Linked DNA regions of Homo sapiens: regions 2, 3 and 4 are each linked to region 1. The links are chromatin contacts, found by Hi-C or POLR2A ChIA-PET in ENCODE. All regions are on one chromosome and are shown on one strand. Each heading gives the region's core, a stretch centred on a gene start or an enhancer-like site at or near the end of the contact. The rest is flanking DNA. Distances are from core to core; before and after follow the strand shown.

The links. Hi-C counts contacts between places; a loop is a spot of excess contacts on that map. ChIA-PET counts read pairs that join two places held with the same protein, here RNA polymerase II (POLR2A). Pooled maps may share reads with other maps.
Region 2: a loop to region 1 is called in a pooled map, with 3 times the contacts of the local background. The contact joins the promoter of SIRPG here to the promoter of STK35 in region 1. A Hi-C loop is called at or near these places in 4 of 50 pooled maps.
Region 3: a loop to region 1 is called in a pooled map, with 3 times the contacts of the local background. The contact joins the enhancer-like site here to the promoter of STK35 in region 1. A Hi-C loop is called at or near these places in 4 of 50 pooled maps.
Region 4: a pooled map shows a loop between it and region 1 (6-fold over the local background). The contact joins the enhancer-like site here to the promoter of STK35 in region 1. A Hi-C loop is called at or near these places in 6 of 50 pooled maps. POLR2A ChIA-PET finds 5 or more read pairs at or near these places in 2 of 52 experiments (B cell and MCF 10A).

Annotation. Positions count from the first base shown.
Region 1 is chr20:2,099,959-2,103,543 of GRCh38, forward strand. STK35 (serine/threonine kinase 35) reads left to right here and starts at 1,869. Exons shown (of 4, transcript NM_080836.4): 1 at 1,869-2,217; 2 at 2,810-3,407. The coding sequence starts at 1,924. RefSeq lists silencers at 1,755-1,944, 2,045-2,334, 2,345-2,394, 2,685-3,214, 3,235-3,284 and an enhancer at 2,630-3,585.
Region 2 is chr20:1,655,905-1,659,489 of GRCh38, forward strand. SIRPG (signal regulatory protein gamma) reads right to left here and starts at 1,875. Exons shown (of 6, transcript NM_018556.4): 1 at 1,738-1,875. The coding sequence starts at 1,810.
Region 3 is chr20:1,672,606-1,676,190 of GRCh38, forward strand. It overlaps a transcript of SIRPG not described here. Among named protein-coding and RNA genes, the nearest start is that of SIRPG, 17 kb to the left of the region's middle. RefSeq lists an enhancer at 730-1,231. Within about 2 kb of position 1,951, at least 3 of the 41 ENCODE cell types and tissues checked have a DNase peak (open chromatin) inside an H3K27ac peak, as active enhancers do.
Region 4 is chr20:1,843,263-1,846,847 of GRCh38, forward strand. No RefSeq gene overlaps it. Among named protein-coding and RNA genes, the nearest start is that of SIRPA, 50 kb to the right of the region's middle. Within about 2 kb of position 1,594, at least 8 of the 41 ENCODE cell types and tissues checked have a DNase peak (open chromatin) inside an H3K27ac peak, as active enhancers do; they include B cell, where a contact is called at or near this core.

The DNA.
Region 1 (3,585 bases), core at 619-3,118:
GGTAAGAGTCTAAAGAAGAGGATATTTAAATAGTCTCAAAATATCTTCCCACAGAATACTTAATAGTTACAGAAGGAAAAATCGTAACTTTATGGTAGAGTGTAACTACTCCTACACCACCTCAACCAAATGATGGAAGTTAACACCACGAATACTGGGACAAACACAATGCCATGTGCCTCCTGATGAAAGGCCCTGAGGAGGCAACTTTTTTCAGCAGTAGTCCTGCCAAAAAATGCATACCCTCTCAGAATAGCAAGGGATGGGTTGGTGGGGGGTGGGGGAGGAGAGAAAAATGGATACTCTGAAACTAATAAGAAAACACAGATGAATAAAAATTTAGGGACATTCTACAATATAACTCGCCAGTATTCTTCAAAAATGTCAAGGTCATGAAAGACAAAGAAAGGCTGGATAACTAACTGCCCTTCCAGATTAAAAGAAACTAAAGAGGCATGACAACTCAGTGCAACGTCTGATCCTGAATTGGATCCTGGGGAATAGCTATAAAGGACATTATTGGGACCATTAGCAAAATTTAAATATGGATGGAGTGTATTAAATAAAACAATTGTATCATTGTTAAAATTCCTGATTTTTGACCACTGTACTGAGATTATGCCAGATAATGTCTTTTTTTTAAGGAAACACACACATATATTTAGGATAAAGGAGTTTGATGTTGGAAACTCTAAAATGATGTAGTAAAAAAGAATATATACATTATATATGTGTGTGTGTGAATATCTATATACCGTATACTGATTTCCTTTCTTTTGGGGTATATACCATATAGATATCCACACACAATATGTATTTGTGTGTATATATACACATACACGAGAGGATATGGATATGCAGCAAAATATAACAATTTGTTATTCTAGTGGAAAAGTATATGATCTTTACGATTCTTGAAATTTATGTGTAAATTTGAAATTTAATCACAAAAAAGTTAAGAGGTTTTCAGCGACCAAATACATTATAAGAAATGGCCTGTATCCAGTGAGCACTCTTTAGCTCATTCTTTTTCTCCATCACACTTACCACTGGCAAAAATTATCCTGTGCATTTATTTAATAATACTTAACATTGTGTGCAAGGCTGTCCTAAGTGCTTTACCTGTATAACCTCTGTGGATCTTCTTACAGGTAAGGAACAAATACACAAGAAGGTTGACTAACTTGCCCAAGGCCACCCATGTGGTTTGTCTCCTGCAGTGGCACAGAACCTCAACCAAGGCAGAAACTGCCTTGTCTATTGCTCTTTCCCCAGCGACTTGGAATGGTGCCTAGCACATTACGGGTGTTCAATAAACATCTGTAGATTCAGTTAACAAACACTGGGCACCCACTAGGCCTACACTGGAATACAAAATACAGAACAAAATATTCAAAAATCTGTGCCTAAATGGGAGCTTTGGGTACTAACAGCCCCACACCCAATTAGCCTCCATCTAGGTATTTCATTTGGGTCTATCATTCCTGGGAATTAAAGCCCATTCTATCCATTTTGCAGAGGATCATTAGATAAACGGATGCTCAGGGTGGGTCAATGATTTGCACAAGATCACTGGGCTGGTAGAAGGGAAGGTCGGGATTCCAACCCAGTCCCTGAGGTTCCCAGGACAGAGCTATGAATCAAACGACCAAGACAATCACCCAGTCAGTATTTATTAGGCGCCTACTGCGGACGGTTGGTCTTCACGCAGATCAGGCGAGAAGGGATAGTGATGCGCGGGCCGCTGCGGAGACCCGGAGCCCGCCGCGGATCACGGGAATTTCGCGCCTATTTTTTGTTGGCTGGGTGTTCTCGCCAGTGATTGGGTCCCGGCAAGGCGTGCCGGTGCGCTCGGCTGCGGCTGCTCCGTCGACCTTTGCAGGACCGGGCGGTGCAGGGCTCACTCGGCTGGCGTCCCGGGGGATGGGCCACCAGGAGTCTCCGCTGGCCCGGGCGCCGGCGGGAGGTGCAGCTTATGTAAAGAGGTTATGTAAAGGGCTCAGCTGGCGCGAACACGTGGAAAGCCACGGGAGCCTAGGAGCCCAGGCTTCCCCAGCGAGCGCCGCGGCAGCAGAAGGATCCGCTACACGCCGGGCTCGGGCCGCCACCTCCCGCGCTGCTCGGTCCCGGAGGCAGCCCGGGCCCGGAGCGGACCATCCCCAGGCAGGGGCTCCAGGGGGGAAACGGGCCGCCCGGAAGTGGAGGTGCGCGGGCCAGGTAAGGGCGCCGTTGGAGGACTGAAGGCCAGCGCCGAGGCTGGAGTTACTGCCACTGCCTCCGCGCTTGGGAAGGGAAATCGGGTCCTCGGCCAGTCGCACTCCGAGAAGCCGAACTTTTCAGCCAATCCCTTCTACCCGTCGCCCTCGGGGACTTGGGTCGGTCCGCTGGGCTCCGCTAGGGCTTAATTCAATGGACTGTTTACACCCGGGCGAACACAAGGCGGGGCGCGGGGAGGAGCGTCACAGAGGGGGCCAAGCAAAGAAAAATATTTCCGCCGGCCAAATCGCGTCTCTAAGCGGTTTTCAGAAGGCGTGAAGCTTGCTGGCTCTTCTTTTTCCTATCGCTACATGACAAGCTAACAGAGAGAGCGGAGAGTTTGTGCTTTTCTTTCCGGTTCCCCCTCTGAGCTGCTGCCCAGTGGTTCGGTCTTTCCCGCTTTCCCCTCCCCTCCCCCGTTCAATCAGCGGCGGTGGCTTCCGTCTTAAAGGGGCCGCGGCGGCCGGGGGAGGAGGAGGTGGGACGCCCCGCGGCCTACGCTCCTGGCCTCCCCGCCTTGGCCTGGCCGTTTAACCGATTCTTTCGCCCGCAGGTCACAATCCAAGGTCCGGCTCCTCCGCGTCCCAGGGCCGGACGGAGGGATGAGGCAGGGGGGGCCCGGGCAGCGCCGTTGCTGCTCCCCCCGCCGCCCGCAGCCATGGAAACGGGGAAGGACGGCGCCCGCAGAGGTACACAAAGCCCGGAGCGGAAAAGGCGAAGCCCAGTGCCGCGGGCGCCCAGCACGAAGCTGAGGCCGGCGGCGGCGGCCCGGGCCATGGATCCGGTGGCGGCCGAGGCCCCGGGCGAGGCCTTCCTGGCGCGGCGACGGCCTGAGGGCGGTGGCGGGTCCGCGCGGCCGCGTTACAGCCTGTTGGCGGAGATCGGGCGCGGCAGCTACGGCGTGGTTTATGAGGCAGTGGCCGGGCGCAGCGGGGCCCGGGTGGCGGTCAAGAAGATCCGCTGCGACGCCCCCGAGAACGTGGAGCTGGCGCTGGCTGAATTCTGGGCCCTCACCAGCCTCAAGCGGCGCCACCAGAACGTCGTGCAGTTTGAGGAGTGCGTCCTGCAGCGCAATGGGTTAGCCCAGCGCATGAGTCACGGCAACAAGAGCTCGCAGCTTTACCTGCGCCTGGTGGAGACCTCGCTGAAAGGTAGGAGCACCGCGGGCCTTTCCACCCACGCAGGGCCTGGACCCCCTGCTCTCCGGACGGCTTGGCCCACACTGTTCCTGGCCTTCCTAGGCCTCAGACCTGGTCCCTGTCACCCTGTGCCCTGACACACCCTCCTTTCCTGGGCCCAGGCATTCGGCCCTCTCTTCTCAGGTCCTAA
Region 2 (3,585 bases), core at 625-3,124, 440 kb before region 1:
TAGGCACATGTGCATATATATGTGTATATAATGTGTATATATACACATTCACAAATATATATAAAAGTTTGGCTTATCATGTTAGTATATAAGGTTGTTTTGTGCATTAATTACAATTATGACAAATTTAAAAATCTCAGTAAAATATTTGGCACATAGAAACCATCCAACACATTTTTAACATTTTGGGAAAACATACATACACTAGTGTTTTACCTCTGATTGTTTCTGACTGGTGTGATGGGTGATTATTAATCTAATGTTTGCTTGCCTGCATTTTCTAATATTTCTACACATAGCATAACATGGTTAAAAGGGTGATAAACTCTGGAACTGGTCAACCTGGACTTGATCCCAACTGCTCCATGGACTGAAGTAGGGGACAATGAACAGGTTCCTGCCTCTGCCTCACTCCCCATTTGCAAATAGAGCACAAGAGTTATAGCTTCCACACAGGGATGCTGTGAGGATTAGTTGACTTAATACACACAAAATGCTAAGAAGTGCATCTGCCTTACAGGAAGAGAGCAATTGCTGAACTATTACTGCTGTCATTTGGGTACAGTGTATGTGTAAAAAAAATAATTTGAAAAGTGAGACCTTGCCCTCTAAGACCTGTGAGATGACATCACAGCAGGGCCCAGTGGGCAACTGAGAGGCTATTGTGCCCAGCCCTGTGACCGGGGGTCAGCTGCATGGTCTGAAAAAGGGGTGAAGACAGGCAGCCTGTCTGGGAGCTGTGAACAGGGCTCTCTCAGGTGGCACCAGGAAAGACCTCCCAATCCTGTCTGCCTGGGGGAAGGGAAAATAAATTCTCCAGAGGAAAGTCAAGATGACCAAGGGAGATGGTGGTGCCTGTTATGGGCTGAATGTGCCCCCAAAACGAATGGGTTGAAGCCCCAATCCCCAGCGCCTTAGAATTTGACCATATTTGGAGACAAGGTCTTTAACCCATTTATGCCCGAGGTTGCAATTTTTTTTTAATTTGAAAAATCAGACCTTGGCGATGCCCTTGAGCAGTAGGATATAAATAACTCCCGCAAGCTTAGTGATCCAATAACGGAGCACTAGGCATAAATGGGTGAAGCAATTTAGTTAAATGAGGTCACTGGCGGGGAGCCTTAATCCAATATGGCTGATGTTCTCATAAGAGAAAATGAGAATACAGACACACACAGAGGAAGACCATGTGTCAAGACACATGGAGGAGATGGCCTTCTACAAGCCAAGGAGAAAGACCTCAGTAGAAACTAACCCTGCTGGCATCTTGATTTTGCAATTCAGCCTCCAGAACTGAAAGAAAGAAAGTAAATGTCTATTGTTTTAGTTACTGAGTCTGTGGTGCTTTGTTGTGGAAGCCCTAAGAAAGGAATATAGGACGCTGTAAGCATGAAATGTGGAACTTCTTAAAGAGGAGGAGGGCACACAAAAATGGGTAGGAGGACTCAAGACAGGTAAGGATTTAATAATGATTCTTCTGTGTTTGTCAAATAAAATATTATAAAAATGTAACTAATTGTGATGGTGGCAGAAGCCTCACAAGGTTTGATGCCTCTGGTAGCCAGCTGCAGATCCACAGAGAAAGTGCTCAGCTCCCTGATCTTCTGCTCTTGGACAATGTCCAGTCCTTGACCTTCCTTGGCAGTGCTTGTGCTTATCTGAAATTGCTGCAAGTCCAGGGGCAAGGCTAGGTCCAGGAAGCAGGGAGAAAGGGTTCTAGCCCAATGCAATGCTCACCTGTAAGTCCCAGCAGTAGAGTCAGAAGCAGGAAAGGACCAGGAGGATGGGGCCAGGAGGCTGGGACAGGCATTTTGGAGACCTCAGAAGCCTGCTCTGTTCAAACGTCTGTTCTGGGGAGATGTCAGGCCCTGCTCTGAAGACAGAAGACAAGCCCTGCCTCCCTCAATTCAAGAGGAAGTGGCTATGATGGAATGCAACAGTAACCTGCTTCTAGATTGTGACTTACAAATCAGGCACAGTAGGCAGCTACAAAGCAAGGAGTTAATCGTGCTCCATTTTCAGGATAATCAGACAGGGTTAGCAGAAATAATGCTTCCTGCCTGCCTGGGACCTGTGCTCCCTCCTCGTGTCCCCAAACCCATTTTCAGGTCTTCTTGGTGATTTGCCATTTGAGGCTTTTAAGTCAAGAAAGATCTGTTGTTAGGTATTGTTTTCTAAAGTCTTTATTTCAAGACCCTAGGATGTGGTTGGCTTGTGGTCTTGTTCTGCACCAGCCTCAACCAAATGCCACTCCGCTGGACGTAGGAGAAGAGTTCACAGGACCTGCTCAACACTGGAGAGGAACCAGATCTTCTCCTGAAATGATTTTCTATTCCAAATTGCTATAATTGGCAACACTTAGCCCAAATTCAGTCTCTTGTGGACCTTAGCACTTTCATGTGCCTGCACCCAGCAGAAGGAATTATTTCTTGACTCCTTCCAGGAGAGAAACTGGGTTTGAGGTAATAAGCAACTGCTTTGTGGAGTGAGGTGGGGATTGTGGGTTATGGAAAGGGGATAGGGTTATCATGAGGGAAGATTATGGTGGGCAGGTTCCTGGGGCCGTCGCATCAATTTCAATACCCTTTCTTCTACACACAGAGCACCTATTTCATTCATCACTGAGTTCGGATGGGAAATGAGGAAAGAGGAAAAATCCATGCTCCTGCCAAGAGTGTGTGCCAAGGAGTTGGGGAAGTCGCTGGGCCCTCCTATGCTCAGTTTCAATCTCCTAAACTGGGAATAGTAAGTCTTTTTGTGCAGTGTTTTAGTGACGATTAAAGAGGTAATGAGCATATCATGCCTGAAACCCAGTAGGTCATTATTGATACTCACGGTGCCAGGTGAAGTGCGGGAACTCAAATGTTGCTTTTGAATGGATCCCTCCTGCATGCTGAGTTGCCCACCAGTGGCTTTCTCCCAGCAACCCAGGCCTCCTGAGACCCAGCTTATATAGTGTATTTGGACTCTCGCTGCCACCCTGAAATCAGTTTCTCCCTCTGGATTCTCTAAATCCCGCTCCTTGTTCAACCATAGATTAATTCCTCCTCTTACAATTTCCAGCTGTGTGATTTTCAAAAAGACACTACTTCTCTGAGCCTTGGTTTGATTGTATGTAAATAAATGTTAGAATATGCACCTTGTAGAGCTATGGTAGGAATAATATAAGCCATACTGAATGCTTGACTCATAATTAATTATAAGCAAAAAAACATGGCTATAATTATTTTCTGTGTACAGGAAGAGTCCACTGGTTCTCTGCCACCGTTGTGCCTTAGAAAAGCCACCTTGTTAAAAGAAATGATTTCTCTTCCAGCATCTATGACTAAGAAAGACCTGTCCAGAATCCTTCATCTCACATGTGGGTTTTAGGTTCTTAATCTGTCATGAATAATTGTCAAATCAAATTGTAAATGTTATCATGTTTTAATTGAAAGTCCTGTTTTAATGTGGCAGATGTACACAGGGTGAAATCTTCCCCTCCTTCTCCACACCCACAGTAGTGAAAACACAAAATGAAAAGAATATATGAATCAATGTCTAATTACACTTGAATACAAGCAATTGGCTTCTATATGACATGAA
Region 3 (3,585 bases), core at 701-3,200, 430 kb before region 1:
GAAAATCCCCTATACAAAACCTTTCCCGCACTGCTGTATGAGACTCTATTCAGCACTTCTCTGACTCTGTATACCCAAAGTACAATTCTTTATTTCCCAAATAAATGCTATTTCTTTTGGCTTTTCGGCCAATCATTTGTTGTTGTTGTTGTTGTTGTTAGCAGGCCTAATTTGTGCCAAGTGCTGCCTTTCCAAAGAGGGAACGTTTTTGGAATCTGGGTCTTCAGTTGGGTCAGGTTTGGGTTGACAAACAAGATCACTGAGTACTGAGAAAGCCAAAGGTGGTTAATGTTTTCATCATTAGTTAACTACAAGAAACACAGACCCAGGCCATCTAAGCAGGCAGGCACTCATCCTGCGTCCTGAAAGCACACAGATTAGAGAATCAGAAAAATGAAGGCAGTTTCTTTCCATAGAGAGGTCCTAAAGGGCACCTCCAAATTGTGAATTACTACCCTACATCTTCTACAACAATCACCAGGAAGCATATATCACACATATTTGCCTTTGTACATATTAACCTGCTCCCTAACATGTGTCAGACATTTTGAGGGCACAGTAAAGAGGGTGTCACTTGAAGAAGAGAAGTTATCAAGATACCACCAGCATGGCGACCCTAACGGGATGAGAGGATGTAATCAATTTCCATTTATGGGAGCCTGATGCTGCCTGCTCCCTCTATACCTCTCTTTAATCTTTTTAACCCCCCTCCATCCCTGTGAGGGGGTCCTAATGTGAGCCCCTTTATAGGATGAGGCTCAGAGAGGAGGCCCGGCTGGCCAAGGACCAAAAGTGGACACAAACCCCACCCTGGTAAGATAAGAGAAGACAAGTGAAAAGCACAGAGCCTGGCATGTCGTAGGTGCTTAACAAATGACCCCTGTGACTGTTTTCAGGAGGTTTGGTCATTACTGCTTCTAAATCTACACATTTATCCTTTAGGCAGCAGAACAAAGAGGAGCAGAAACACCGAGAAAAGGCTCAAACCCTGCTCCCTGCGGCTCATGACAAACCCAAATGACAAAAGGAGCAGAAACCACCAAGTGAGGATTCTCTCCCCTTTTCTGAACAATCCCCTCAGGAAACAAGTTTGGCAAATTGGCTTTCAAAACACAAACAAGATCACAGATGCTTCCCTCCAGAGGAGCTATTTACAGAAGCTGGAAGCATTTTGGAAGGAATAGGAAACAGATTCCTCCATGACATCTTCGTGTGTGGAGGCAGGGAGGCTCCTGGGGCTGAGGAGTGAGGATTTGCTGGGATTTCAGTGCTGTTTAAACACAAACTTGTTAAAGTTGTTCCCAACACTGAGGCTGGGATCTGAGCAGGACTTAGACCAGGCTTCTCCTCCTTGTCCCCTAAGGCCTGCTCCATGGGAAGGGTCCTGGCCAGGCCACTGGGGCCTTCTGAGATGTCTCTGGCCCATGTTATTCTGAAGCATCCACATCCAGAAAAGCTGCTGTCAATGCTCAACACAATGGAGGACCACTTTTGCTAGGGGGCTGTGTATTAGAATCTTCTGGAGTCACTGAGAACTTTGCATGCCCAGGCTCATGTCAGACCAATTAAACTGGCATTTTTTTTTAGGAGGGAGCCTTGGGCTGGATTTAAATTTTTTTTTTTCAAATTTCCCAGATGATTCTAATGAGCAGCCAAGATCGAAAGCCACCAGACCCCACCCCAAACCCCATGTATCCTTGAGGCCTGGAGAAGCACTGACCCATCTGAGGTCTCATAGCTTCGACATCACACAGTTCATATTTATGGAACATTTACTGCACTCCAGGTGCTGCTCTGAGCATTTAAAAGGATTTAACTCCTTCAGTTTCTGTCCCCAGTCTGTGAGGTCAGTGTTATCATCAACAGGTGCGGACACTGAGACTCACTGTGGTAGAGCACCTTGTCCCAGGTCACAGAGCCAGGAAGTACCAGAGCCCGGAAGTGGCCCAGGCAGTTGGGCTCCTGCCTGCCCTGCACTAACCACTGTTCTGCGGAAGCTCAGTAATAACCTGAACAACACCACCATTCAGGACTCTGTGCACATCCTCTCCCATCCTCACAGAACCCAGAGTGGGTTTGGTGCATGATTATCAGCATTGCACAGATAGGGAAACTGGGGACTCAAGGGAAGGCAAGACTGGCCCAAGATCACAAGAAATAACAGCTTGATTTAGGGGTGCCTACAATGTGCTAGGTGATTTACAGAGAGAACCTCAAATCCTATCCCCTCTCCTAAAGGAGTCGTGATGATCACCATTTTACAGATGAGGAAACTGAGGCTGAGAGAAATGAAGGCACTGCCTCCTTGTCCTCCATGTGTCCCAGTGGGCACTTCCTGTGTCCTACCAAGCACTCATGTCCATTAACAGAGCAAGTGCCCTGAATTCTTGAGCCCCAACACTGACTGCACACCCAATTGTCCCTTTGAGATTCTTGACTTTATGCAATTCTAGAGAGAAGCCTCCCTCCTGGGTGCCCGGGCCCAGATACCCTGTAGCCATAAAACACTATGGGCTCCTGACAGCCCAAGGGGAGAATGGAAACTCTTGCTTACAGTGGCCCCACTCACCCACTACGAAATACCTCATCTCCTCATCCTTAGTCCTCAGCACCAAGAAGGGGTGGGCACGTGCTCTGCTGGGCTGCAGGAGGCCCGACTTTGCTCCACAGATGCTGCTGAGTGAAGGAGAAACAGCACAACATGGGGGAAGAGTCCTAAATGCTTCATGTGTGCTGAGACCTGTCCTTTAGGAACAGGCTTGACATATAATGAGCCATCTGCAGAACCTTTCTAAAGAGAGTGTAAAGCCAGCCCCTCCTACCCCTACAGGACTTTTTTTGTTTGTTTGGTGTTGAATGCTTTTTGCTGTAAAACAGAGCAATGCAAGAGTTTAGAATGAGGTTAGAGCATTTCTTCACACTTTAAAAAGCATAGCTGAGGGTTGCAGAGACAGGGGCTGTGAGTCAGGCTGGGTTGGGATCAGACCTTGGCTCCCTGACCTGCTCACCACTCAGGTCTCCTCTCTGAGCTTTAGTGCCTCATCTTTAACCCATACCCTGTTTGCTCCAAGAATACTCTTGTCTCTAATTCTAATGTAACATCAAGTACATTTCTGTTACATTAGGATTAGAGACAAGTTCTGTTTAGAAATAACTCCAAGAACAGTTTTTATATTTTATTTTCACAATGAAAATCAGTCAGATTTGCTTCAACCTCAAAGAGCATGTTTGTGTAAAATTAAATGAGCTCTGGCAGTGAGCTGCACTGTTTTTTTTCTTTCTAAGTGGGTTAAAAGAGGCAACAAGTGGCTCCTCCTTCCTAGAACTGGTTATGAGGAGACTCTGGCACAGCTGCTGCTCCCTGCTTCCCTCCCTGCCTCCCTCCTTTCTCATCCAGGGATCAATTAGGCTGATAATATGGCAAAGAGGAGTGAGCACTTCACTAGGAAGTAGCAGATTGGGGTCACACCTGAGCCACTTACTCGATGTGATTGCCTAGGGTGGGAATGCATCAACTGGGAACTTGCGTCTTTATCTGTAATAACTGCAAAATCAGGATAAAGCCCCCTTCTCCATCTATGTTTA
Region 4 (3,585 bases), core at 344-2,843, 260 kb before region 1:
CTGTGCAGATGTAAATATATGGGAAAGGCCTGGAAACATGTCCACCAACATACAGTGGTGAACCGGGGAGGAGGGTGGGCAAAGAGGATGGGGGAGTGGCTGTCAAGGGGCCCTTTCAGGGTTCACTGAGTTCACTCAGCTGCTGCATGCAACTCTTACCATGCAGATCATAGGTATGTGAGTTTTAAAAAAGAGCTCTGAGGTGATGCTATGTCCCATGTAGCGTCTATGAGTGATTCTCCCCAGCCTCCCAACTACCCTGCAAGGGCGTTGTTACTCCTACCCTTCTATGAAGCGAAGCGCATTCTGCATTCCCCAGAGTCACCGAGCTCCTGCTACACACCAGGCATGGTTCTGGGCTCGGGAGACACCAGAGTGAAGAAGCAATCCTGCTCTCATGGAGCTTACACTTCAGTGGGGCAGATGAACAATAAATAAATAATTAAAACAAGTCTGTTGGGGCAGGGAACAGAATGGAGAAGTGTACAGAGTGAAGGGGCGAGAGTAGAGAGAGCAAGGGAGGTGAGTGGAGGTTTGCAATTTAACAGCGACACCAGGAAAGCCCTCACTGGGAAGGTGACATTTAAGACCTAAAGGAGGTGAAGGGGTGCTCTGATTTTACTGTGTCCCCTAAAGCTCATGTGTTGGAAACATAATCCTCAATGCAACAGTGTTAAGAGGGGCACTTTAAAGACATGATCAGGTCATGAGGACTCTGCCTTCATGAATGAATTGACGCTGTTATCACAGGAGTGGGTTACTGACAGAGTGGGTTCCTAGGCCAGGCGTGGTGGCTCACATCTGTAATTTCAGCACTTTGGGAAGCTGAGGCAGGCGGATCACCTGAGGTCAGGAGTTTAAGACCAGCCTGGCCAAACATGGCAAAATTCTGTCTCTACTAAAAATACAAAAATTAGCTGGATGTGGTGTCAGGTGCCTATAATCCCAGGAGGCTGAGGCAGAAGAATCACTTGAACCTGGAAAGTGGAGGTTGCAGTGAGCGAGATTGCACCACTGCATTCCAGCCTGGGCGGCCGAGTGAGACTCTATCTCCAAAAAAAAAAAAGACAAGAAAAGAAAAGAAAGAGAGAGTGCATTCCTAATAAAAGGATGAGTATGACTCCCTTCTTCTCTCTCTTTCTTTCCCAACCCCTTTGTCCTTCCACCTTCTGCCATGGGATGATGGAGCAAGAAGGCCCTTACCAGATGCAGCCCCCCTGGATTTTGGACTTCCCAGCCTCCAACCCATGAGCCAAAGAAAATTTCCATTCTTTATAAATTACCCATTCTGTGGTATAGTGCTATAGCAACACAAAACGTACTTAGCCAGGGATTTATCCAGGCAAAGGCAAGTGCAAAGTCCCTGAGGTGGGCACATCCCTGGTGTACAGGAGCAATGGCCACCGTGGCTAGGACACGTTCTAGGGGGAGAGTGGTGGGCTTGGAATGGTGAAATCCCTTGCCTCACAAGTAGGGCAGCTGAGAGCAATATCTTGGGCCTGTCTGACTGTAAAGTGAAGCTTTTAACTGCAAAGGGCCTGACACTCTTTCTAGTGAGGAAAGCCAGAAAGGGTGAGCGTATGTTATTACCAGGCATTGCGCCAAACACGTTGGGGAATCACATGGGGGAAGCCCCCACCCTTCTGGGGCTGCTGCTGCCGTAGAGAGGAAGGGAAACTGAGAAGTCAGCTAAGAGCCTGAGCAGATACTATAAGAATCCATCGTGATTGCTGTTTTCCGTTTCTCTGTGTGTTGGTTGTGGAAGGAGTCTTAGCACGTGTACACACAGCATGTGCATTCCTACCTCTGAGTGTGTCTGCCTGAGTGTTTATGGCTGCATAGGGGTCTTGAGTCTGCTGCCCACAAGTTAAACAGTGGTTTACTTAGCCCTCCCCAACTGTGTGAATGCAAGTGTGCATGGGCATCTTCATCTTGTCTTTGTGTTTATACATCTCTGTGTTTATACATCCCTTGTCTTTGTGTTTATACATCCCTTTGTGTTTATACATCGTCTTGTCTTTGTGTTTATACATACCTGGGAAGGTATCCATGTTCATCAGGAGGCATGTATCCATGTCTGCATGTCCAAAATGAGTGTGTGTCATTGTGCATGTGTTTCATGGATCTGCACAGCTGTTAAGAGTTCTGTCTCTGTAGCCTGACTCCCTGGGTTGGAATCTAGGTCTGCCACTTACTGGGTATGACCTTGAGCAAATTACTCAACCCCCTCTCTGCTTCACTTTCCTTATCAGTAAAATGGGCATATTAATAAAACATACCTTATAAGGTTGTTGTGAGGATCAAACAAATGAATATATGTGGAATGCTCGGATTGATGCCTGGCACATACTAGGAGCCATGTGTGAGCCGTTGTGATGTTAGGGCTCTTTCTGCGTGCATGTGTCTGTCTGGGTCTATCTGGCTGACTGAGCACACTTGCCCCAGCTGATATGCCTCGTAGCATGCAAGTTGGCATGCCTAAGTTCACACCTTACCTACGTCTCTGTGTGCACAACCTCAGTCTTAGCCCCGCATGTGCAGTGCCCAGCCTCCTCTGCCTGACAAGAGCAAATGTGGCTGGCTGGGGTGGGGACTGGAGGAAGGGCCAGCAGGAGGGGGCTCCTGCCATGGCCTGGCCAGCTGGACTTTTCACAGCCCAGTGACTTTGTCCCTCTGATCGGCCAAGTGGCTAGACAGGCAGGCAAAGGAAGTGCCCCTCTTCCAGGCTGTCCCCGGCCTGTGCCATCTCTATCCCTGATCACAGGGATTGGGTTTACACGCCTGATGCCCCTCGGGATTGGGGGATCCAAGAGAGCAGAGTCAGGCCTGAGCCACCTTTGTGTCCCCACATCATAGCTGTCACTGTTAATGATGGCTAACACTTACTAAGGACTGGCTGAGAGGCAGGCACTGTATTGGTTCTGTATTGATACATGGTCTAACTTGCCAATCCTCATGCCATTTCCCTGAGATAGGTCCTTCCATTGTCCCCACTTCATGGGTTTGGAAACTGAGGCACAGAGAAGCGAATTGTTTACTTAACTCACACAGCTGGTAAGTGAAGAGACCAGAATCCAAGCTGATTAAATACATGTTAAGTGACCCAGCTCATTGAATGAGACACAGAAGAGCCATGTTTGGGATGGAGTGGAAAGATGGAGAACAAGGTGGAGAGTGGTTCTGGCAGAGGAAGGGGCCAGCTTGGCTCTCTGCAGGGGAGCCCTGGGAATGGGAAGGAAAAAGTGGATGGGGCCAGATGGTAGGGGTCTGGAAGGCCAAGTGGGGAAGCTTGCATCTGAGCTGGCTCTACTCTTCAGAGACCTGGCCACAGTGAGGTGCCATGGGGACCGGCCACCTGGATCCTTCATTGTGAATAAACTGGTGAACTGAGCCCAGGTCTCTGGGAGAGCTGGTAGCTAAAGGCAGACTAACAGAACAAAAGCTCTGCTGTCAGTCTGAGGTTGGAATCCCAATGCCCTCACCCCCTGGTCACTTCCTACTATGAAACTTCCATTTTCTCATCCAATTCAACTTGTTAAAATGGTTAAAGTCATCCATTATCCCAATGTCTGACATATAGTACTC